Regions from separate parts of the Homo sapiens genome. Here regions 1, 3, 4 and 5 are each linked to region 2. The links are chromatin loops, found by intact Hi-C in ENCODE. Cell type or tissue: B cell. All regions are shown on one strand. Links, peaks and the distances in the headings refer to the core of each region. The heading gives the core; the rest is flanking DNA.

Region 1 (4,671 bases), core at 430-4,429, 250 kb before region 2:
GTGCCTTCTGTCACACAGTTTCACTGACTATGTCATTACATCAAGAACAACTTCTCATATAACATTCCAACAACAGCAAGTACATGTCATAAATGGCCAATATGATTAACAGTATAATTTGTAAAAGTGACCAGGTAAAAATACAGTTGGCTAACCATGTCATAAAACCAATTGAAAAAGTGAAAAGCAAAACAAAACTACCTTGAATCTTTCTACTAAATAGCCAGAGTTTTATATAAAGTTAAGAATAAATACTATAAGTAGCAATATACATTGTTAACGTGGGACACAGAGGGGTAAAAACTTCTTAAGGAGATTTGAAAATGATTGCACTTGACATAGAAAAGTTTTTCATAAAAGTTCAGCTTCAATAAATACATCTCTACTATATTATTCCATATCATGCATTTTTCTTAGACTTCAAATTTTAAGTGAGCGACTTTGAATGGATTATCTTTTTTTTATTTTTTGCATATTTCAATGTCAAAAGTTTCCATGCCTTTTCAAGAACATGAGGCATGTTGCTATGCTCAAGGTCTCTGAAATTTTCTAAAGATTCTGGGTATACAACAAAATATACCCTTGAAGCTACATTTTAAAAAAATTGAATCTGTTTTGTAGAAATGTGTGCAGCCAAGTTATCAGCTCCTCCAAATAAAAAGAGTTGTACAGACAGCCTCCAGAGGCAGTTTCACCCCATCAAAACTGTGATACCTTGAAGACTTTTTTTTGTAAACTCTATTAAATTGTCAAGAGCACTTTCAGTATCCCAAGTTAGCAGAGTTTTCACCCATTTTTTAAAGACTTTCCCATAGTTGGTTTTCTCCCACTTATAAATTTATTAACTCTAAATGCAAATATTTCACTTTATCCCATCATCTTTCCGACAGTCTTGGGCTGTTTTCCTAAAAGATAACTGGAATGTTTTAATCCTCAGATTTTGTCAATTAATCCTTTTCAATAATCAAATTTATATTTGAATATTGTATTTAGTGATTCTCTCAGGCCATCTGAAACACTGAAATCTGTACATGACAGCAATCATATCATTCAAATCATTCTCTTGCACATGTCACTAAGAGGAAAACGACCCACCATGAATATAGCTATTAATGTCAAACAGATTGTCATCTGGGAAAACAAAATGCATCAAAATCAGCTTCGGACAAAACACAGCTCTATGGGAAAACACCAGATTTTTATGTGCAAATGTCTTCAATGTCTGATAGAAATTTTTAAAGAATGAGTTAGCAAAGAATCTGCTCCTCCTCTGCATAATCCAGGACAATGTAATGAAAATAGTTTTCGAGGTAAAGGGCTTTTAGTCACAGCATATTATGATTTTACCAAAGATGCATTTGCCCCACTTTCTAGTAAACATTATAAAGAAACGTCTGGCTTCTAGATTGGGTAGAGGGCTCTATTTAGCCTATCAAGGCACAGACCTGTTATAAACTCTGGGGCGCTTGCCAGAATTTTTTTCCCCAGGAACTCTGAGTAAAGATCGTACCTCGAAAGCAATGTGCGTTGCAAACCACACAGATTTAAGCTCCCACTCTCGCCTCCATAGCTTGGCATCTGCGGCTTTTGGGGTATTCCCCGCCTCCTAAAACTCAGACTAAATCACCACCTCCCACCACCACCATGCCACCATCCTTGAGCAGCTCTCAGGGGCTTAGCACAGAGCGCGTCCGACGCATACCTGCAGCCCTCCAGGTCCCTGCAGGGTGAACCCAGCTCCCAGCCATGCGCGCACCCACAAACGCTCTCCTATTTTCTCCGCTGCAAACTGCCCACAAATTAGTCACCCACCTCACCCCTACTACTTATTCCCCCACGTCCCTGCTGCCTTTTCCCTCTTCCGGGCGGCTTCGTCCCCAACACACCTGTCTACCCCTACGGCTGCCAGACGTCAGGTGCCCACGCTGCACCCTATCCCGCGCCCCCTCAATCCGACTGGCGCTTCCCTGTCCGCCCCGAAGGTCAGTTTGCTCGGAGCACCCCCTGTCCCCCACCCCCGTGCTCACCCGCAGACCTCCTCCCAGCTCCCACCCTCGCGGGCGTCGGGAGAGAAACCAGCACCGTACCTGGCGAGAGCTCGGCGGCCGCTGCGAGCAGCAGGAGAGCCTGGCGGAGCGCTGAGCAGAGCGCCCGGGTCATCGCCACCAGGCGGCCGCGCCGGGGCTGCGAGGCCCCAGAGCAGAGCGAGGCAGCCGGGGCAGCACGGCCCGCTTTGAAGTTCCCGGGCCGCGGGAGGGGAGCGCGGCACCGACACCCTTTTGAAGTGCGCGGTTGGCTCTAGTCAGTGTGGGCGCCCCCCTCCCCGGCCGCCCCCATCCCACGCCCCCTGCGGCTGGCGGTGCGCGGCGCTCCTGCCACTGGCCCCGCAGCCGGGCGGGGAGCGGGTGGTGGGGCGGGCGGCAGAGCCCGCCCCTGCCGCGCCTCCGCCCCCTGCGCCCTCTCGCAGCCGCCCGGGCCTGCTGCTGCAGGGCAGGCAGGCAAAGGCGGCCCTGTGCCCGGCAGTGAGATCGCCCAGAGCTGGGGCGAAGAAAGAGGGGGCGTGGGGAAGCAGTGCGGAGCCTCCGGGACTAGATACTCAGGAATGGGGCTTCTCACGGGAGGAAAAGCCCCACTGAGACTTTAGGGAAACTTCAACTACGCGGCGATTGCGCCCAGGTGATCCGCTCTATAACCTCCCGCAGAAGAGCCAGCCTCCTAGCTCTCCTGACGTTTGTTGTCCAGGGTCCTTAAGTCCAACCAGGTTGCGCTGTGAGAGCCCCGCGGGCTTCCTACTGGCTTGTCCCACCCCTGCGTCCTGGCCATTTGTGCCTCTGGGGAAGGGCGCCCTCTCTGTTCATCCCTGGAAATGACCAGTTGTCCGACTGCCTTCTGGACCTATAAGCTTTGGTTTAACAAACTTCATCTCTTCTTGGGTGCCTTTTGGGAACCCTTCCCTCTATGAATGGCGACCAAAGCTGGACCACCTGCGCCAGGTGATGTGGCCATCTACAATGTGTGACCCACGTCTGGTGGTAAAAGACCTCACCTATGGAAGATAATTTCGGCAGCTACAACTTCAGCAATTGAAGAACTAAGGGAACATACACACACACACACACACACACACACACACACACACACACACACGGATTAAGGGAAGGGGAAGAATTGTTTAAAGTAGTATATGAAAAACTTGTTTGAGTATTGTTTAATCCCTAGAGGCTAACTGTCAAACGGGTGCCTGAAAATATAAGGCCTGGATTGTGCCTGAAAATATAAGGACAACGGCAACATTACCAATTTATAGAAATTAAATTCAATTCACCTATGGAGCCTGAACATTAAAGTGAATGGGATTATTTCAATCTGAACAACGCGAAAAAGCAAGAATACAATACTGGTGTTATTACTACTGTTGGGGGTTCCTTGAAAAGTGATAGCGTCATAAAAATTGCTTTAGAGTAAAACATTTCTTGCTTCTTCACCTAGCTCAGGACTAAATTATATGCTAGGTGTTCTAAGTTCTATGAAAGACCTATGGTGAAATGTTGTATGTAATTGACTTTATTATCAAAGGATCACAGTATGGGAGATGAGATGGTTGTTGGACTTTGAGATGTGGGTGGCATCCTGAGGATCTTTTCTGCCACCATCTTATATTCCTAAGCACAAAAAAACTTTGTTCTTGTTTTATCCTGGATCCAAACAAACAAAAAACTGGAGATGTGGGACAAATCTGAGCCCTTTCAGACACCCACAAAACAGATGCTTTTTTAAAAAGGCAAGAAACTGCTAGGACACATTATATTTTGTCTGGTTTGGCTTGCTAATTATTTGATAACTGCACCTTAAATTGTGATCTGCCAATAGATCATGATACCGGGAGCCTAAATAGCAGAATGTAATGAACTTTCTGGGTCTGCTTCCTCAAAAGTAAATGGAACTTAATTCCTCCCTATTTCCCAGAACTTTGACCAGGATCAAAAAGGGTAGTGTATGAGAGAGCATTGTTAAACCATACACATTACAACAATGGCAGGGATTTACTCCCCACATACTTATTTTGTCTCTAAAGCAACATCCTCTGCAAGTTGTAAAGCTCTCATTTGCAAAAAAAAAAAAAAAAAAAAAAAAAAGGCCGGTCGCGGTGGCTCACGCCTGTAATCCCAGCACCTTGGGAGGCCGAGACGGGCGGATCACGAGGTCAGGAGATCGAGACCATCCTGGCTAATATGGTGAAACACCGTCTCTACTAAAAATACAAAAAATTAGCCAGGTGTGGTGGCGGGTGCCTGTAGTCCCAGCTACTCGGGAGGCTGAGGCAGGAGAATGACGTGAACCCAGGAGGCAGAGCTTGCAGTGAGCCGAAATGGCGCCACTGCACTCCAGCCTGGGCGACAGAGCAAGACTCCGTCTCCAAAAAAAAAAAAAAAAAAAGCTTATTATTCCAAGAAGTCAAATATTGAATAACTCCAATATTCTACACAAACTCAATGCTTTCCTCTTAGTCTAATGGTGCGTTATCAACACGGTAGCCACTAGCCACATGTGAATATTGAGCCCCTGAAATGTGCCTAGACTGAATCGACATATGATGTAAATAAAAAATACATGCTAGATCCAAAGATTTAGTACAACAATAAGAATGTAAAAAATACATTACTAATAATT
Region 2 (4,671 bases), core at 362-4,361:
TCAAGTTTTATTTAAAACCACCCTCTCCATTTCAAGTAAAACTCAACAACACAGCTGGAAAAGGAGGGCATGAACCCAATCTATAATCATCCCAATCCTTAGTCTTTGTCACCTATCCAGAATTTATCTATCCATCATTCACCACCTGTGAGTACCTGCATAAGGGGTAATAGCAGAAATGCTATTATCCAACACCCAGTTACATCAACTTAAGGCCTAGATTTCAGCTTCAAAAGAATTCCATTTTTTAAAATTCCAAGACAGAAAATAAAAACAAGTGAATCATAAAATAAGTGATCGAGGTCCCATCCAGGCATAAGATAACCTCCTGACCCCTATGTCCCCATCAGTGAAATGGATGAGGCCCATATTTCAAACTTAAGCAGTCTGCACACTATGAAGCTGCATGGCGAGGCCGATGTCTGAGGTCAGCACAAGTCTAGTGTCTGCTGGCTGCCCAAGCCTGGGCCCCTGGCCAGCAACCCACCTCCAGAGACAAGTGCCAGGACATACTATAGTGTTTCCATTTAAGGCCCGCCACTTGGATCAGCCCATCTCTGAAATTTCTTAACACCACCTTTCCAGGAAGAATTTTTTTGGGGAAAAGGGAGGTGGTGTCTATTTTTTGCCACCGCCTTCCCTTGGGCTGTCAGAGCAATCTGCATCTCTGGGACAGGATTCTTTAAAACCACTGGGTTATGTCTCAATTCATGGGCCTCTTCTCAAAAATATGTAAAAACATGTATGGAACGGGCCCCTTTGCCCATCATCTAACTCTTATCATACATCCCTCAAAAAAGAAAGAAAAGCCCAATAAAATTGACAAGTCCATTGTATTACCTTGCTGCCTCTCTCCAAAAGCCAAATTCATGACAACTTTTTAACCAAGACTTTTCTTCTGTTACTAAGTGGAACGTTTTCTTCTCTAAGTAGCTTTTCTCCCATGCAAGCAGCGTTCAAATCTCCAGGGGAAAGGAGGGGTGGGGAGGGGGTGGGAGACTATCTGGCACAAACTGGACAGAGCCGAGCCAGTCTAGAACCCGACGGAAGTTACTGAATCCAGCGGCCCCAGAGGCCCACATCTCTTCTTAGTGCGCCCGAGGTTCTAGCCTCACTGTTTTGGTTACAGTGTTGAAGGAAGGGTTTTAAACTTGGCAAAGTACCGTGCAACATCTGTAACCACATTTGCCTTCTGGGGATCGGAAGATGAATCCCACATTCCTGGCTTTGAAGCTTTTTGAAACTGCAGCTAGGAAGAACCGAGGGAGGGAGGGAGTTGAGCAGAGTTTATTGGCTGTCTCTCCAGCAGAAAATTCCTCTTGGAAGAGATGGATATTTTGAGGGTGGGGGAAATTCGCCTATCTATCTCCTTACTCTCTACAAGCTCAGCTAGGAAGGTAAGCCCCGTGGCCCCGCGGCCAGATCGATTTACAAGTCAGAGTCGCACACCCTGAAGGAGTTCACAACACACACACACACACACACGCACTCACACACACCCCAATACAAACCTGAGACCCCCGCTCCACGCCTCTGCCCCCCCACCCCCCATATCCCACCAGCAGTTCAGGCCCAAAGCAAGACAGTTTTGTTCCGCGGCTGCTTCCCCCACGGAGAGGGGATCAAGCTTGGGGGAGAAAGGAATGAAAGCGAGGGGGAGGCACCGCAGACGCCCACCCTGCCACCCCCGATCCCTGCCTCTTCTCCCGCTAGGCTACCTCCTCCCTCAGTCCTCCCGGCTCCAGCAGGCGCGGCCGGCGACCTGCGCTCACCTCGGGTCCCGCCGCGGCCGGGGGCTGAGCCGGGGGAGGCGGAGTGCGAGGCAGCCGGGCGCTGCAGGTCGGCGCGGCGCGGGGCGGCGCGGGGCGGGGCGGGGCGGTGCAGCCGGCGAGGGAGCCCGGAACTCTGCGGGGCCGGGAGCCGGGGGCCGAGGGCCGGCCCAGAGCGGCGGCGGCTGCGGTGGCTGCAGCGGAGCGGTGCGTGGGGCCGGGAGCTTCCCGGCCCTGGGGCCGGCGCGGCTGGCCGAGGAGCAGGCTGGCAGCGGCAGCGGCGGCAGCGGCAGCCACCCGGGGGAAAGAGCCGGGGGAGGGCGGGGAGGCGGGGTGAAGAGGAGGAGGAAGGGGAGGAGGGCGGGCAGAATAAACTTCCCGAGGCGCAGAGGCTCGGGCTGGGAGCACGACCGCGGGCGGGGCGGGCGGACCAGCTGGGCTTGCCCCCGGGGGCGGCGGGGGAGACCGTCACAGAGAGTAGAAAAGTTCCCCCTGCGCCGAGGGGGAGGCTGCGGCGGCGGCGGCGGCTGCAAAGAGCAGGAGCCGGAGCGGGAGGAGCGGGAGGAGGAGGAGGAGGAAGTGGCTGCGGAGCGCTCGGCCAATGAGTGTCTGGAGCTGTGATTAACCAGGCAGCAACACATCATTTCCTCCCGGCGCGGATCCAGGGAGCCGGGAGGGGAGAGAGGAGGCGGCGGGGCGGGGCCGTCCCCGCGCCCCCTGCAGGCGCCCGGCCGAGGGCGAGCCCGCCGAGCCCCGCCGAGCCTGACCGCGCCGCCCCCGGCGCGCCTGGCGCTGTCTGGCCGGTCGCTTGGCCCGGGTGGAAGCTATGAGCGCGCCGCCAGCGGGGCTCCTCGGAGGCGGCGGGGCAGGCCCGAGCTGGGCTCCTGTGGCCGGGGTGGGAGGAGAAGAGGCCGCGCGGCACGGGTGAGTGCCCAGGTAGGCGCGGGCGGGGCCGTCTGGACAGCTCCCGAGGGCGCGCGGGGCAGGCGGGCGGACGGGCGGGCATCCCGGGCCCGGCGACTGCGGGCGGCCACCTACTCGAGCCCTGCATGTCAGACTTGGGCTGGATTCTCAGAGAGAAGCCTTAGCATTCTCATCCAGGCCATCTCTGACCTGCCTTCAGATCCCCTTCCACTTTGCTCATTTCCTTGCAAGGTCTAGGGTTATGACAGAGCTTGCCATGTTCGCCTTTGGCTTCCTTAGTAACAGAAATAAGCATGGAGGGGCTTCTGCAGTGATCTAGCCCTGTCCTAGGCGCCATGGGAGCTTACAGTGGAAATGCAGGAACATTCTCCGCTGCAGAGAGTCTGATAACCTCGGTCCTTAGATACACAAAAACACCCCAGTGTGCTAATATTACCCAGAGCATCAAAAAGGCATGCAAGGATCAAATTTTGCATGGTTCCTGCTGAGTGTAAAGGAAAGCACTAAGCCATTTTCTCTGCCCTCTAGAAGCTTATAATGTACAGTCCTATCACAAAGCAGAATAAAAACATGAAACCTATAAATGGGAATGCCATAAAGTATTTTTATCTCTACAGGTTCATTCATGCAGAGGGCATTTATTGGGTGACTGCAGTACTGCAAAAGGTTGCAAAGGAAATGGAAGATCTGGTCCCTGCAGGTTGGGAGTTTACAATCTAATTAGAAATACAAGGCATATATACGTGAAAAAACTAGAATCCCCAGCTGTAAGCAAAAGGATGGAGTAGGTGGGAGCATTTTTTTCATAAAGAGAGCTTTGTACCTGTATGATTGGTGAGGAGCAGGAGAGGCAAGTTCAGTACCAATCAAGGCAAGAGCACCTATATGTATCCCTGCTCTATAGAATGATGTAACAGGGCCCTCATTGTCACTTGGCTGAAGTGTCAGCTCTGCCACTTACAAACTGTTTTGAACTGGGGCACATTTTTAACCTAAGAAGGGAATACAGGTTGTCTCGTGAGGTGGTTGTGCAGTTCAAATGAGATTACAAACGTGAAAGCTTGTGAAGCTCAATGATGTACATTCATGGAGTCCTCATTGTACAAACTGGCCCTTCTTGGTAACCTTTAGAGTTCCCTCCCAGGCTGTAAGCTGCAAGAGGGCAGGGACCAGGTCTGATTGTATTCATCATGTATCACAATGTTTAGCAGAAGGGTTCATGTGGGTGTTCAATAAAGTTTTGCTGAGTAGGTAAATAAATGAATTAATGAATCCTGTTATGCTCTGAACAGTTCCTATTATTTGTTCCTTAAGCAGTTCCTTCAATAGTGGTCTTATTGTATGGCTGGCTCAGTGAAAAACACTCTAACTCAACCTCCTGTGACTTACTAGTGTGCCAGGAGACTGGGAGAATTCTGGATGGTACTGTCAGAGGCATTCAAACCAGAGAAACTCCATTTTGAATGAGGGCTAGGAAAATGAGACTGAGACTGGCTGGGCTGCATTCTCGGGAAGTTAGGCTTTCTTAGCCTCTAGATGTTTACAGCTAAGGGAACAAATTAATAGTGTTTACTAAACAAACCCAGACTTGGGAGTGTCCAGATATCCCGATATCTGGAGAACAAAGGCATTCCTAATTTTGCTTTAAAGATAATATTGATTCTTGCAAAATATAGTAATTTATTTATTTATCACAAACTCTTGTAGCAGAGCACATCTCCCTATATATACGAGCGATGTACCTAGCATGGAATCGTTCCTCCTCTTACTTTCGGCAACATCCTACTTTGTCTATGGAGTAGGTGTCCTTTCACCACTTTGCTTTCTTAATAAACTGGCTTTTACTTTACACTGCGGACTCGCCCTGAATTCTTTCTTGCGTGAGATCCAAGAACCCTCTCTTGGGGTCTGGATTGGGACCCCTGCCCTAAAACATATTCCTGGCAACCACAGAAGGGACTTTAGTGCAGAAACCCTG
Region 3 (4,671 bases), core at 449-4,448, 550 kb before region 2:
AGAAAATTAAGGAGAAGGGAAACACTTTACCTTTTAGCATTTTGTCCTCCATGGATGAGTTGAGCAGCATGTTCCCTTGTAATTTTCTTCTTTCCTCCTGACTTCCTTTGGTGAGTGCACCTTCCAGACTGGGTTCTACCCTGTAGTGTGGCAGGGGGCTGTCCACATCAGTCAATTCCTCACTGATTTTAGTGATTGTTTGTTGACCGTTTTCAGGTGGTTTATCCCCATTACACTCAGCCTGGGTAAATGTAGCCGGAACATCTGTCATGATGTGCGGTTGAATCCGATCTGGAGAGAGAGCTTTAGGGAAACTGAGTGAGTAGATCCTTGATAAGATACCTGCTCTTGCCTTCAAGTCCTATAGTTCCAACTCCTACTCTAAGAGCACAAATTATTCACTTTAGTACATAATAACAAGGTTCTTTTCCTAAAAGTATCCAGACAGAGATTAGAGCAAAAGCAAGAGGATTTGTCAGATCTGCCAGGAGCCATGAGCAAGAATCCAGCCAATCACCACCTTCTTTGTTGCTTGCCAGTTCCCTGGCAGAGTTAAAGGCATCCTTTTGATTTACATAAACAAACAATCTGAAGCAATCAGGCTTTTGTGTTGGCATGTAGAGAGGGACTTTCAGCTTGTCAGTCCCCCTCTGGGAACAGAGATTTTTGTCCCTTTTCATAATGGCCCATTGTAATTTTCCCTGTAACAGGAGCCACAATTGTCCCACAGCTTTAATCCAGAGAGAATGACCACCTTGAGGCATATTAGTTCTGTGTAACCAGCTTAACATTTCCAAACAGATTTTGTTCAAGTAAAACCTCAGCTATTTTGTAAAGGACAATGGCATTGTTTCTTATTTATTAAAAAATAAAACAGCTTATGGAAAAAACCTATAAACAGGACAACTTTACTGTAAATGGTTCTGGCTGCAGATTTGATGGTGTGCTTCCAGCAGGCTGGAGAAGGGACCTATGAAATAAACAAATTCTACCAACTTGCTAATACCAAAAGTTTTATAATTTCAGAGTAATTTACTTAGTCTATAGCTTCTTATCCTCTAGTTTATGTCTGCTGAAGCCCAGCCGATCCTTTAAAACCCTAATAAAATTATCGCCATGAAGGTTTCTCCTCCCCCAATCAGAATTACAATCCTTTCTATTCCATACTGATATTACACAATGCTGGTAAAATGTAGAGGACCAATGCAATCTGCCCTTGGGAGAAACAGGTGATTATGTTAAATGACTGCTACTGACCACCCCTTCCTTTTTAAATCTTTTTCTTTTTTGGATTTCTCATAGTACAAAATGGTTCCAGAGCCTTTGCCCACACAGCTCCTTCTATGTGAAATGCCCTTCTCTTCCTCAAGCCCAAGCCCTGGGCTGACCAGCTTCCCTAAGTTCTGTTTTTAAGCTTAAATATCATCTCCTTAACTACACTATCTCTAACCGCCAGGATTAGGACAGGACTCTGTTACACATTGTCTTTGCCCTTCAGAGTATTCTTCATGGTTGTAACTAAATAAGCAACTGCACAATTATCTCTGTAATGTCTGTTTCACCAACTGCAAACTAAGTTTCATCTGGCGAGGGGCCAGTTTAACTTGCTTACATGTGTCCCCAGCACTTAGCATCTGGCTTGGAATAGTAGCACGCAATAAAAATAATTATATATATACACATATATACACAAATAATTATATATATACACATACATAACAAGAATTATATTATATATATAATATATACAATAAATTTTATCCCCAAGAGAATAAATTTCAGATCATTTTTAAAGAGAAGAAGAATAGGTGTTGAAGAGTTGTAGTAAGCATATCACCTTTAAAAGTGTGTCTAGGGCTGAGCCCATTCAGGTCTATATCAGGGACAACACCTCACTCTTGTATAATCCCCTCTCCCTTGTCCTTGGAAGACATCTCTAATAGATCCTAGATCTCCCTCCCGCGTCATCACCAGCTGTTCTCTAGTCAGCACTCTAATTCTATGTTTGTTTGATTGTTTAACTGTTTTAACAAACGCTCATATCACACTTATTATGTGCAAGCTACTGTCCTAATTGACTCATAAATAGTAATACACTTACTCTTCATAACAGTCTTCTGAGGTAGGTGCTGTTGTTATCTCCATTTTATAGACTAGAAAAATGAAGTGCAGAGAGATTAAGGAGTTCAGCTAGTAAGGTCACAGAGCCAGCAAGCCTACTGATGAGAGTTTGCAGCACAGATGAAGCTAAGCGCCATCCCTGGCCTGTGTGCAGATGTTTCCTTGGACCAGAGATCCCACAGGGGTTCGGCATTAGCACCTTGGCAGTAGAGACAGTTGTGGCCAGGAGAGGGCAGCAGAGAGCCTAAGGCAGTCTCAAGACCTGCCCCAGAGACACCCTGCAGCTGCTGAGGATGATGTTCTGGGAGCGTCCTCCCAAGAAATTCAACTACAAGCTTACTGTTGAGAAGATATTGAGTGGAATCATATGGGAGAATGCAGAAACTAAGACCAAGCTTAGGAACAAATGGGGACATACTAGATTGTGAGATCCTTAGGGCAGGAAGTGGCACTAATTCAACCAAATGCCCTGCGATAAACACAGGAGTACAGAAATACATTAGCTCCAAAGGTCATGCCTCCAATCACTCCGTTCCCTCGGGGCTGCCAAGTACCTCAATCCAGGGACATAGCAAAGTTGAGACAGTTCAGATTCATTGTCTCTCCTACTCCTAGATTTCTATTACCCCATGGCAACGGGCACCTCATACCCATAGCCTAGCTTTTATGGGAATTCGTGTCTTTATTTTTGGATTGCCTTCTTTCTAAAACCATGCTGTGACATTTTTTATGGCCTTAAAATTATTTCAGTTTTGGAAAGATAGAGAAATGATCCAGAGTTCTGTCATCCTTGGCTAACCATGTGTTTACATTTATTTAAAAACATGCTTTTATGCTGCCCTAGGGAATAATGGAGGTCGGGTAAATGGTTTGTAACGTGTATTATTTTTTCCTACAAGTAGACGGCAACATGAGACACATTTAGCAACAAGATGAGTCTATCCAACTACTAGATAAAACATAGGCTATTTTGTTCATAAAGAGGTAAGTTGTCTCCCATTATTTGTAACAACCTATGACTTAGAAAGTATGTTAGAATTTGCACTATCATCCTTACTTCAAATACAATTGCAGAATGTTCACTGTATGAAACATGACTGTTTTATTTTATGTAGTTTACTGGATCTTGTGGCTTTTTCCTTAGAAGAATTTCGCTCTTGTCACCTAGGCTGGAGTACAGTGGCACAATCTCGGCTCACTGCAACCTCTGCCTCCCAGGTTCAAGAGATTCTCCTGCCTCAGCCTCCTGAGTAGCTGGGATTACAGGCATGCGCCTTGATGCCTGGCTAATTTTTGTATTTTTAGTAGCGGGGAGGATTTCTCCATGTTGGTCAGGCTGGTCTCGAACTCCTGGCCTCAGGTGATCCACCCGCCTTGGCCTCCCAAAGTGCTGGGATTACAGGCATAAAGCACTACACCTGGCCCCTAGTTATTATTCTTAATGCTAAAGGACATTGTACAAATGTAACCATTATTAAATCTAAAGCCAAAAAAAAGGTAATGAAAAGATTTTCATATAAGAATATAAAGAATCAAAATAAAATTATGTAAATATTCACTTTCCATTTGTCCAATACCAAATGCTTAATGTTAAGGCTATCTTAGGTCCAGAATCAGGATTTGGGGAAAAGTCATAAAATCTTGATCTTTAATCTTAATCATATGTGAAAAGCCAAGCCACAAGCTAATGTTATGGCTAAGAGATGGTCACAGAGCACTGAATAAAAACAAGAAATACATTTAAAAGAAAAATGTTGATCCTGGCAGCTTGAAGCCAATCTTAAACAAACATTGACTTACATAGTTGGGACAGGGGTATTGTTTCAATTAGGGTTGGAAGGGAAAGGCAGAACCACTAAGAGATGGAGCAATCCATCTATCAATCGATCAATTGATTGATCAATCAGAAGGGATTTGACTTTACACAATGGTGGGTGCCAGTGAAGCTGCCTCTATATGTCTGCTGTTGCATTTGATGCTGGAGCCTGAAGTCTGCAGGGCAGGAAGTTGGGAAGGGATGATGGATAGAAACTTAAAGGGGGAGAGCAAGAACAAACTGGGTTCCCAGGTATAAGCTGGACACACGGGGGCAAACTGAAACCCGCGTCGGCTCTCAGTGCCTCTGACCTTAGCGGTTGGAATGCCCTCCCAAAGAAGCCCGGCCCAGGATCATAGAAGCTGGAGGAAGATCCAGGGAGGTGGAACAGTTGCAGGCCCAGCTGCTGCCCATGCACCAGGTGAGGCAGCAGACGGGCAGCAGTGTGTGCCAGCTACAAAATAGCTGCTTCACTTCCGCCCCACCAAGCTCACAGAACAATGTTTACTTTGGCTCACGTTTCTTTTTCAGGAATCATTCAGGAAAGAAAATTCAGGGAAATTTAGTTTAGCCTAGTCAGACTGACATACAACAGTCACAATCCTACCAATAACCCATAGAATTTTCTATAAGGAATAGAGCAATGACCCAGGGAATGTGCAACCCTAAACAAGCCTGAAGAGACAGGATCATCCCAATTGGTTCACTTCAGGGATTAAAATTCCAAATTGAAG
Region 4 (4,671 bases), core at 203-4,202, 380 kb before region 2:
TCTGGATCCAGCCAGTTTTAGTTTTTCCAGGGCTGAGCTTCTTCCCAGAGATTTTTGAAATAAGAACTCAAGATACAACAGACACAAGTGGGGATTTCCTCACAGTGCATACCCAAAAACCTGGAACCCTGGGTTACACAGGGAATCACTAACCCACCCTAGTTTGGACTGAACATAGAGGCTGTTGTGGTTCTCACTCAGAAATTTACATATATTTTTAAAGTTGTAGAGAACTATAATGCCACTTAAAACCCAACATTCCTCCCTAAAAAATACTTCTCTGATGAACCAGAATATGATGGAGGTATAATATTGATCCAACATTCAAATGTATTGGTTAACACACATACCCCATGAAATTCAAGCTCCACATCTTAGCAGTTAAGTAGCACCTTCCTTTGGCCCCAAAGTACCTTTCCAGCCTCAGCCTCATCTTCATCCTCCTTATCACTCTGGCCACAGCATAGGTTTTCATAACAGTATGTGATGCTTACCTGGTACCCTCTGTCTTGAAGCCTGCCCCCACCCAGCTTCAATAGACAGACAGACAGACAGACACAGACACACACACACACACGCACACCCACCTTTTCTACTTAAAAAACTTCATTCTTCAAGAGCACATGATATCTTCTTAGCCAATTTCTTCCCAAAATATATCATGTATAGAGATCATATCTTATTCCTTCTTATCTTCAGCAATTAGTATAAATCTTTGTTGAACGTGGATTTCCTAAAACACATCAATATAGCATTTACTGAGGCTGGCAAGGTGATCAATTACTTGGGTTTACTCTTCAGCTGGTTGCACAAATTGGATTTTAAAAAATCTTTTTATTAAGCAGAGCTGTTAATGAAGAGAATAAAATCAATTAAATAAATTATTAAGTTGAAAACAGATCTATTATTTTTATTAGAGAGGTGCTACATTAATAATACCATTATTACTCAGCTTCTCACACCTTAGATGGCAAAAAACTTCAGAGCCTGGGCCATGTTCTATCTACTCCAAATATAATAGCACTGAAGGGAAAACTATATACCTGTGGAACTTCTACAGGAGGATGAGAAACAGCTAAACATCAACAGCAATGACAATGCCAGCTGAAACTGCTTATTTCTGATTTCAACTTACATAGGAAGAGAACAGAATAAAGGGATAGGGAAGGATCAAAAAGAGAAAAGAAGGAGAGGAAACCAAGGCAATGGCTGCTGGAAAACATTATCCTTAGAATTAGGTTCTGCCATTTTTCTCTTTATGAAAGTGAGAAATAGAGACATTTCTCTTGATTGCACAGAACAGAATGACCAGCAATTGGAGATAAATACTACTTAGTAAAAAGTTGTCCCATCTTCAAAGGCTCTTGCAAAAATTAGGGGCTGCTGATCTCTTTCAGTATTTTAGGAAGAGTCCTGTCATTATCTAGATTTGAAACATTGATGTCTGTTTTTCAGTTTTACTCAAAATAAACAGGGAAATCAATAATTTAACCTGTGAATAGCATGTATGTTTAAAACCACATACTTTTAGTGGGCATAGTAAAGTGCTCCTGTAAATATTCTTAGTTCACTTGATCCTCACAGCAACCCTTCAAGATGAGTATGGCATCTTTTTACAGATAAAGAGACCGAGTCTCAGAGAGATTCAGTATCTTGCAGAATTAATATATAAACCCCAACAGTCTAACTGCACTCTTGTTATTCTTTCATCAAATTACAACACTATGTGAACACTTTAAGAATTATTATAGATGCAACTTTTATTCTTTACAGAACAAAATGCTGGCACTTTATATTATGCACCCAAATTTACTGAACAGGAGGTCTGTATATGATATAAAACGATTTTTTTTCCTTGACACCTGGAAATTACCTGAGAATCCCGATGTCATTTAAGGAATGCATTCCCAAGTTAATTAAACCTCATCAACACACAAGCAAATATTTATTTTCAGTTCTAAAAGCTTTCAGCCTTAATTCTTTAGCAGGCAATGCAAATTCATGTTTCCCGCCAAATCCAGCAGAGGGCAGGATACTCCCACCAACAGTCAGCAGCTGGCTAGTGCCTCTAGCCAAGCCAGTGCAGTTGCCTGGTGCAGTGTTCCTGCACTGGAGCAATCATCATCTTCTCACCTGGATCCGAAATACAGTGCAGGCTTGTGCTGAAAATAGGGAATGTGGGATGTACCCTTGGAAATGTCCAGAAAAGTTTTGCCTTAGAGGCTGCTCACATTTTGTTTGAGCTAAAGATACCTGGAAACTAGCCAGTTCCCATTACCTTCCTGGAATATCTTGCTGAGGATGCTACACTATGGAATTAATTTAAGATATACCATGATAGTTTCTGTTTCTGGCTTTAGGCCATCTTAGGTCATAGCCGAGCTACTCCACTATTGGGCTCCATGCCTCACTCCCACACCTTCTATCTCCCTGTGTCCCTAACAACTCTTAAGAGCTACCCATTGCATGGCTTCCTCTGTCTGTCATCCCTGCATAACCCTCACTAATCAAGAACAATGACCTCCTGCCCACTAATTCAACTTCTCCCCAAGCCTGACTTACGGGCCACCTCCTCCAGGAAGTTGCTGGAGGTCCTTGAACCAGTGGTCATCATCAAGAAACATTTGCCAATGTCAAAGTCAAATGAAATATAAAGAAGAATCTTTAAACTCACTGTTCCATTTGGGAATCACAGAATTGCAATATGAGTTATACACACACACAGAGGTGGTCTTCAGTATGTCTGAAGAACAAAGAGAAGGTTGGAAGTTTTACTGGAAAGAGAAATGTTATGTTATCTTGAAAGAAAACTCATTGGCACTAGCAAAGTTTTGGGGGACTGGCAAGCTCTGATTGGTGAGTGATGGTGGTAGGTAAAATTAATCTTAAGAGTGTCAGCAGGTTGTTTCAGCAACTGGGCATGTGGACAATTCTTGGGGTAGGTGTTATGTGCCCCCAGTCATTTTCTCCCTTACCCCTTGAATCTTATTTAGTTCAGTATGACAATAATAAATCAATGTGTGTAATTAACTTTCACAGTAAGCGAACTATTGGGTGAAGGTTTTGTACTAGAACTTGGGTCTAAAAAGATATATCCCATTCCTTCCAGTCCAGATAGTAGCATGGTAAATGTAACATGGAAAACAGCAAGGATAAATGCCACAGTTCACAGGAGAGAACAGTGCTTCTGAAGGTGGCAGAATAATTGTAGCAAACTTCTAGATTTTTCAAACTATGGACTAGAAGTTTGTGATTAGGACCTCAAAGGCTCCCAGGGTGAGGTGGCATTAGGGGAAGGGATGGGTAGTTGGACAGGCTTTGTACCACCCCCAAAACCACTTCCCTACCCTCACTTCCCCCCACCTCCAACCAGATGAAAACAATGCCATTTTAACCTGTATTATTTATGTACACCTCTGGATACTACATAAAGACTTCCTTTAAAGAAAGCGGATCTGCAAGTAAGCAAACAATCCACCCACAATAATCATAACAACAACAAAACAAATTTAAAAAAAAAACAGCTTAAAAATCACTGGTCTAAAATTCAAAGGCCTTTCTTCACTGTTGAGGAAGCCATTCCTGGAGAGGAGGAAAGACCAAACTAAGCTGTAGGCTGATCAGTGAGGGAACTGGAATTTGAATTCCATCTAGCCTCTAAAGCCTAACACTTTTGACTAAACGATGAGGCTTATATTGAGCCTGAAAGATAAGGAGTCATTAAATAAAGGGATGAACCCCTTAGTCATTCTTAGGTAAAAAGAGTCACCCAACCAGCAAAGCCTCCCAGAGCAGAGGTGAGGGGAAAAGTTGCTTGCATGAACTTAACCAGCCACAGATTAAGGTTATGTTTTAAACCACGTTTATTGGCAAGGCATTGAGCGCTTGGACAGAGTGACAAACCAGATAGATGTGACAACTCTCTGTGTTCATGGAGCTTACATTCTAGTAAAAGATATGGACATGTCATTATCATTTGAGAAAAGTTACACTGGAGAAGTACAATGTTCTACAAGGGAGTTATTAAATTCTATGCTCAGCACCACCTCCCAGATTATTCTTTCAGCCATGTCTAATTAATTATTCAAACAACTAGTTGTCCCAATTGCATAAAGTCCAGCCTGGCTCTCTTTAGGCCTTTCTCCACCCTCAATGCAGAATGTCATCCAGGATCTCAAGTTGCATTTATTTGTCATGTCTACTCAGTCTTCTGCAATCTGGGACAGTTTCTTAGTCTTTTCTTTTTCATGACCTTGACACTTTTGAAGAGTATGGTCAGCTGTTTAATAGAATATTCTTCAATCTGTTTGTCTAATATTTCCTTATGATTAAATAAAACTCATGTATTTTTGGCAAGAATACCCCAGAAATGATACCATACTCTTCTCAGTGCATCATATAGAGAGTCCATGTTGTCAAAGTGTCACATTTTGATGATGTTAACTTTGATCGCTTAGTTAAGTTAGTCTGCCAAGTTTCTCCACAATAAAGATAATATTTCCCCTTGTAATTAGCTAGTGAAGATAGTCTGAAACTGTGTAAATATCTTGTTTCTAATTATATTTTTGCACACTAGTTTTAACACCAATTGAATTGTCCTTAAAACAATTATTACTGTGCCATTAACCAAATGGCAACTTTATATTTCCACCACTTCTTCTATATTTACTC
Region 5 (4,671 bases), core at 197-4,196, 1.5 Mb before region 2:
CTCAAGCTGCCCAGACTTTGGTATCCTCCCATTGATGGGAGCCACTGCAAACAACTTTGTTGTTCTAGTATAAATTATCAACCTCCAACTAGGATTTGTTAACTATGAATTTTTTAAAATCCTCTGTGTGGGTTTAGGGTCCTAGACTTGTTTGCCCTCGGTTTCATTCCTGGTTCTTCTTTCCCCTCCTCTGGTCCATATCACAGGGACACTAATCCCTGCAAGCTGCATTTCCAAGCTTCCTTGTGAGCTGGTTGCCAGCTGGGTTTGAATGGGAAGCTGGAGGAGGACAGTGGAGAGCTGGAGGGTAGGAAAAGCTAGGGTGTTCCCCACCACACTGCCACACTCCAGCTCCGGCCAAGTGATCCATGACCTCTGACCCTGTGCCCCGGTATCACAGCCTCTTTCCTTTATTCTTCCATTTTGGAGTCACAGTGCCTTCATCCTTTTGAAAAATAACTGTCCCTTTTTTGGTTTCTTAGCTCTGTTCTCACCTGTTTTACAAATTTATTGAATTAAATTCTCCCTATGTTAAATACTCAGAGCAGTTTCTGTTTTCCTGGTTGGAGCCTGAATCCATATATCCCTTTGACAGGCATTACTGGACCGTATACACGGAAAATTCGATTATTCCTTGAATTTCTTTTGCTAGGAATTCTTTTTTAAAATGTGCTACTTAGAAGTGCTAATAAAGGGTTCAGTCCTCAGAAAAGCAGGATAAAACCTAGTACACTTTAAAAAATCAATTTCCTGTGGGCATAATATTAAAAATTATAAACACAAAATATTACATAACTTCTCGTAAGTCAGAACAGGGCAAATACATAGCTGAGGCTGAGACATAAATTCCATGCCAATAAGAAGGGTGGCATATAATACCTGTCAAGGCTTAATTTACATCACACATTTGTGAGGCCTACTCATTCACTAGCTTGTTTGCCAATGGTCTCCGCCTCCTCAGATCTTAAACGAGAGAAGGAGAGAGAGAAAGAAGAAGACACTTACATTACTAATTTGAAACTTTATTATATATGTGATTCCTTGGAATAATATTTTGAAATCTACATCATGTCTGTATTTTTCTTTTCCCTGTATTTTCTGCTATTGCTTCTCTCCTCCCTCTCCACCCCTGTAAGCAGATCTCCTACTGGGTGTTCATTGTCCCAAGAAGAGGTAAAAGGAAATGCAAACAAAAATGATCTATGAGTATTTATGGCTTTGTTTTATAAAATCCTAAATTCTTAAGAAAAAGAATCCAGAGTATCTGGAAGAAGCTTCAAAGGGGAAAATATTTTTCTGAAACTGTTAAAAGGATTCCCGTGGGCACATACAAGGGGAGAGAGACAGAACGATTAGGTTTCCTGAGGGAGAAACAAGGAACTAGAAGCTGATACTGGGGAAGTAGCCCAAGTAAGAAGAGGCCAGGGTACACTTGGCAAAGGAATCCCAAGAGGTTGTGGTTTTAGCATCCAGGTGTGTCACGGGAGACAAATCATCACACAAATACTACCTAGACCTTACTCATCTGTACTAGAGATTGCACTAGTTCTTCTTTCCATTGACCGGTCTTCACCCTAGGGAGCCAAAGTGACTGGTCAAGACTTGTACAGGAGCCACCAGGAGGGATCTCTGTATTTCTTTGTTCTCTGTACTTGAACAAATGTAAATTGCCACCACAGGGCACAAGCCTGCTGGAGAACAGAGCCAACACAGAGAAAATGGATCCAGGAGATGAAGATGGAGAAACTGGGTGCTGAAGACCTTTGAGCTGTTTTTGGAGCTAGACTGATCACTGGACTTTCAAATCATATGAGTAAATTTGTTCTCTTTTAGGTGAAGTTAGCTTGGATTGAATTTTCTGTCATTTGAAATAGAATCCTAATTGATACACTTGTCTCCAATACCTGTTCAAAGCCTTAGTGAGGCATAGTAAGTACAGAACTTAGCTGTTGACCAATATCAGTGCATACACATATGATACCAATTTATTAACTTACTGCTACTGGGCCAAGGAAAGGGAGTTGTAATATTATCACACGTGTGGCATGTCAGAATCAAATTGGAGTACCTGCTTTTGTTTAAACTTCCAGGGAGGATGGAACTCTTCTTACCACAGACATATTAAACCCTCTTACCACCACTACAGAAAATTCAGCAGTCAAAGCAGGAGGCATTCAACATAATAGCCTTTGTTCCCTGTATATCTTCCACCTTTTTATTGCTGCACCCCCACCTCCAGCTTTTACTCCTAGTTAACTAATAGTTGTCCGTGCTGCTTCATGCATTAGTACCTCTGCACGAGCTCTTTTCTTAGGCTGGAATGTACTTCCTAGTACTGTCTACCCTTCTAGGCCCAGCTCAAGTGCCCCAGCCTCTGAAATGTCTTTTGTTTTTTGTTTGTTTGTTGTTGTTGTTGTTGTTGTTGTTTTGAGGCAGGGTCTGGCTCTGTCACCCAAGTTGGAGTGCAGTAGTGCAATCTAGGCTCACCACAACTTCTGCCTCCCAAGCTGAAGCCATCCTCCCACCTCAGCCTCCTGAGTAACTGGAACTACAAGCACATGCCACCACACCCAGCTAATTTTCGTATATTTTGTAGTGATGGGGGAGCGTCTCACCATGTTGCCCAGGCTGGTCTTGAGCTCCTAGGCTCAAGTGATTCACCCACTTTGGCCTCGCAAAGTGCTGGGATTACAGGCATGAACCACTGTGTCTGGCCCCCTCTTCCGCGAAATTTTTTGTTTTACCTAACAATGACACAATCCTGCACTTCATACCTCCCATGCACATACTCTAAAATGGATCATTTACTTGTGTCACACTCTGTACATCCTTCTATTTCCAATGTTTTTCTGTTTATTTATCTAGCTCTTCTACTACTAGACTGAGCGCCACAAGGGCAGGAATGCTCTCCAATTCATCTTGGAATTTTTTAGGTTCCTGGCCATTAAGCTATAAATAATTATGCCTGGTGGAAATAAATAATCAAATACATTTAATGAATGGCTGTGGAAGCAAAGAGATTCATACATTTTTATAGCTGGGAACTTAGAATTCACCTAATCCTGTGAGGTAAAATATGTTTCGCAGGAATAGCAAAATTATAGATTCTACGAGAATAAATTTTTTAATTTCATCAGAACTCATCACATGATAGCATTCTGTATTTTATACTTGCATAAGTATAGTAATGTATCACAAAGTTTAAGAATCTTTATTCTTTAAATTTGTCTATCTTCTTTTTCTAAGTTAAAGACCTTCTTTCTATTCTCTTTAAGCATTTTATTCATATGTCAGAGTGCTTCTCAGATCTACACACTATTTGTGATTACATAATATTTTATTATCGCCAAGAACCCAAACATTAGTTCAAATAGTAAATAAATTCAGATACCTTAAAGAGCCAAGCTAAATATAACTGAAAAATGACTCTCCACCCATTTTATACAAACACACACACGTACATACACACACGTTCATATCCATGATCTTTAGTAATCCCACAATTTCAACATCTTTGTGTAGGAAGGGAGTTGCTGTCACATGAAAAGGTTACAGATGGATCCTATTTCTTATAGACCTGAAGGAATCTGGGCATGCTTAGAAGCAGGAGAATGAATATTGTGGAAATGGACAATAATCTGCATGAAAATGTATCCAGTTATCTCCATTTAGGATTGACTCAGTACAGACTATGTTATATTTGGGGAGATATTTTTCTTCTTTAATATGAATTGTCTTTGGTGATAATTATTTGCCCTTGAGATATATATGTAAGTAGAATCCCATAGATGATCAAGAAGAATTAGGTGGCAAATCTTCACTGCTACCAATGGGCAAGAATTGGAATGAAAACTCTACAGAGACTGTGCTATGAGAGAGTTTTTCTGTGGCATTATTTTATTTATTTTGTTTATTTTTTATTTATTTTTATTATTTTATTTTATTTATTTATTTTTATTTATTATTTATTTATTTATTTTTCTGTGCCTACCTAAGACTTTGGGAAAGGTATTGCTAAACATAATGTCCTGTGGGTTGTGCTGATTGAGAAAGGGGGCTGGACCCTCCATGAGATAAACTACCATAAAGTTTTAAAGATACATACCATAGAGAAAAGAGGAAAGATGCTTTTGAAGAGGAAGGTACATACACAATAGTGGACCTTGAGACAAGGAAGCCTGACTAGCAATCAGAGTATACTTTTAAGGGCATCTTTGTGAAAATGTTCAGTTTTTTGCTGTTCTTTAACTACTGGGAAAGTTTTATTTAGTGCAAGGGTCCCCAACCCCCAGGCCACAGACCAAGGCCTAACAGTCCATGGCCTATTAGGAACCAGGCTGCACAGCAGGAAGTGAGCAGCAGGGAGAGCCAGCAAAGCTTCATTTGTATTTACAGCCACTCTCCATTGCTGGCAGTAAGGCCTGAGCTTCACCTCCTGTCAGATCAGCAGCAGCATTAGACTCTCATAGAAGCTAGGTTCTGCACTCCTCATGAGAATCTAATGCCTGATGATCTGTCACTGTCTCCCATCATCCCCAGATGAGACTATCTAGTTGCAGAAAAACAAGCTCAGGGCTCCCACTGATTCTGCATTATGGTGAATTGTATAATTATTTCATTATTATATTTATATTATTGAATATATATTATATTCAATATATATTTCATTAT

The links. A loop is a pair of places that touch in the nucleus more often than their neighbours do. Peaks named below come from ENCODE experiments on the same cell type or tissue, not always from the same donor. Only the 100,000 strongest peaks of a DNase experiment are listed, where the experiment ranks them.
Region 1: it touches region 2 in a loop (9-fold over the local background); 13 of 110 quality-filtered maps call a loop at or near these places.
Region 3: it touches region 2 in a loop (2.9-fold over the local background); 4 of 110 quality-filtered maps call a loop at or near these places.
Region 4: it touches region 2 in a loop (9-fold over the local background); 6 of 110 quality-filtered maps call a loop at or near these places.
Region 5: a loop joins it to region 2, with 14 times the contacts of the local background. A loop is called at or near these places in 5 of 110 quality-filtered maps.

What each region holds. Positions count from the first base shown.
Region 1 is chr2:157,626,485-157,631,155 of GRCh38, forward strand. It overlaps ACVR1C (activin A receptor type 1C), which reads right to left and starts at 2,380. Exons shown (of 9, transcript NM_145259.3): 1 at 2,088-2,380. The coding sequence starts at 2,160. RefSeq lists a silencer at 2,095-2,324. In B cell, for the core only: a CTCF peak has its summit at 2,703; a DNase peak (open chromatin) is centred at 2,307; H3K4me3 peaks cover 2,014 bases; H3K27me3 peaks cover 1,266 bases.
Region 2 is chr2:157,874,024-157,878,694 of GRCh38, forward strand. ACVR1 (activin A receptor type 1) reads right to left here and starts at 2,307. Exons shown (of 11, transcript NM_001111067.4): 1 at 1,773-2,307. It overlaps LOC105373714 (a long non-coding RNA gene), which reads left to right and starts at 2,561. Exons shown (of 2, transcript XR_923518.3): 1 at 2,561-2,693. RefSeq lists silencers at 1,779-1,988, 2,079-2,128, 2,139-2,358, 2,419-2,658, 2,679-2,868 and an enhancer at 2,254-2,548. In B cell, for the core only: a CTCF peak has its summit at 2,420; DNase peaks (open chromatin) are centred at 1,858 and 2,268; H3K4me3 peaks cover 2,396 bases; H3K27ac peaks cover 2,081 bases.
Region 3 is chr2:157,325,372-157,330,042 of GRCh38, forward strand. It overlaps ERMN (ermin), which reads right to left and starts at 453. Exons shown (of 3, transcript NM_020711.3): 1 at 31-453. The coding sequence starts at 271. RefSeq lists an enhancer at 337-886. In B cell, for the core only: CTCF peaks have their summits at 2,352 (motif pointing right) and 2,551; a DNase peak (open chromatin) is centred at 2,360; H3K4me3 peaks cover 370 bases.
Region 4 is chr2:157,490,361-157,495,031 of GRCh38, forward strand. No RefSeq gene overlaps it. Among named protein-coding and RNA genes, the nearest start is that of CYTIP, 49 kb to the left of the region's middle. In B cell, for the core only: CTCF peaks have their summits at 2,033 (motif pointing right) and 2,233; a DNase peak (open chromatin) is centred at 2,031.
Region 5 is chr2:156,345,429-156,350,099 of GRCh38, forward strand. It overlaps LOC124906082 (a long non-coding RNA gene), which reads left to right and starts at 1,680. Exons shown (of 2, transcript XR_007088691.1): 1 at 1,680-1,813. In B cell, for the core only: no CTCF peak of the experiment used is centred there; no DNase peak of the experiment used is centred there.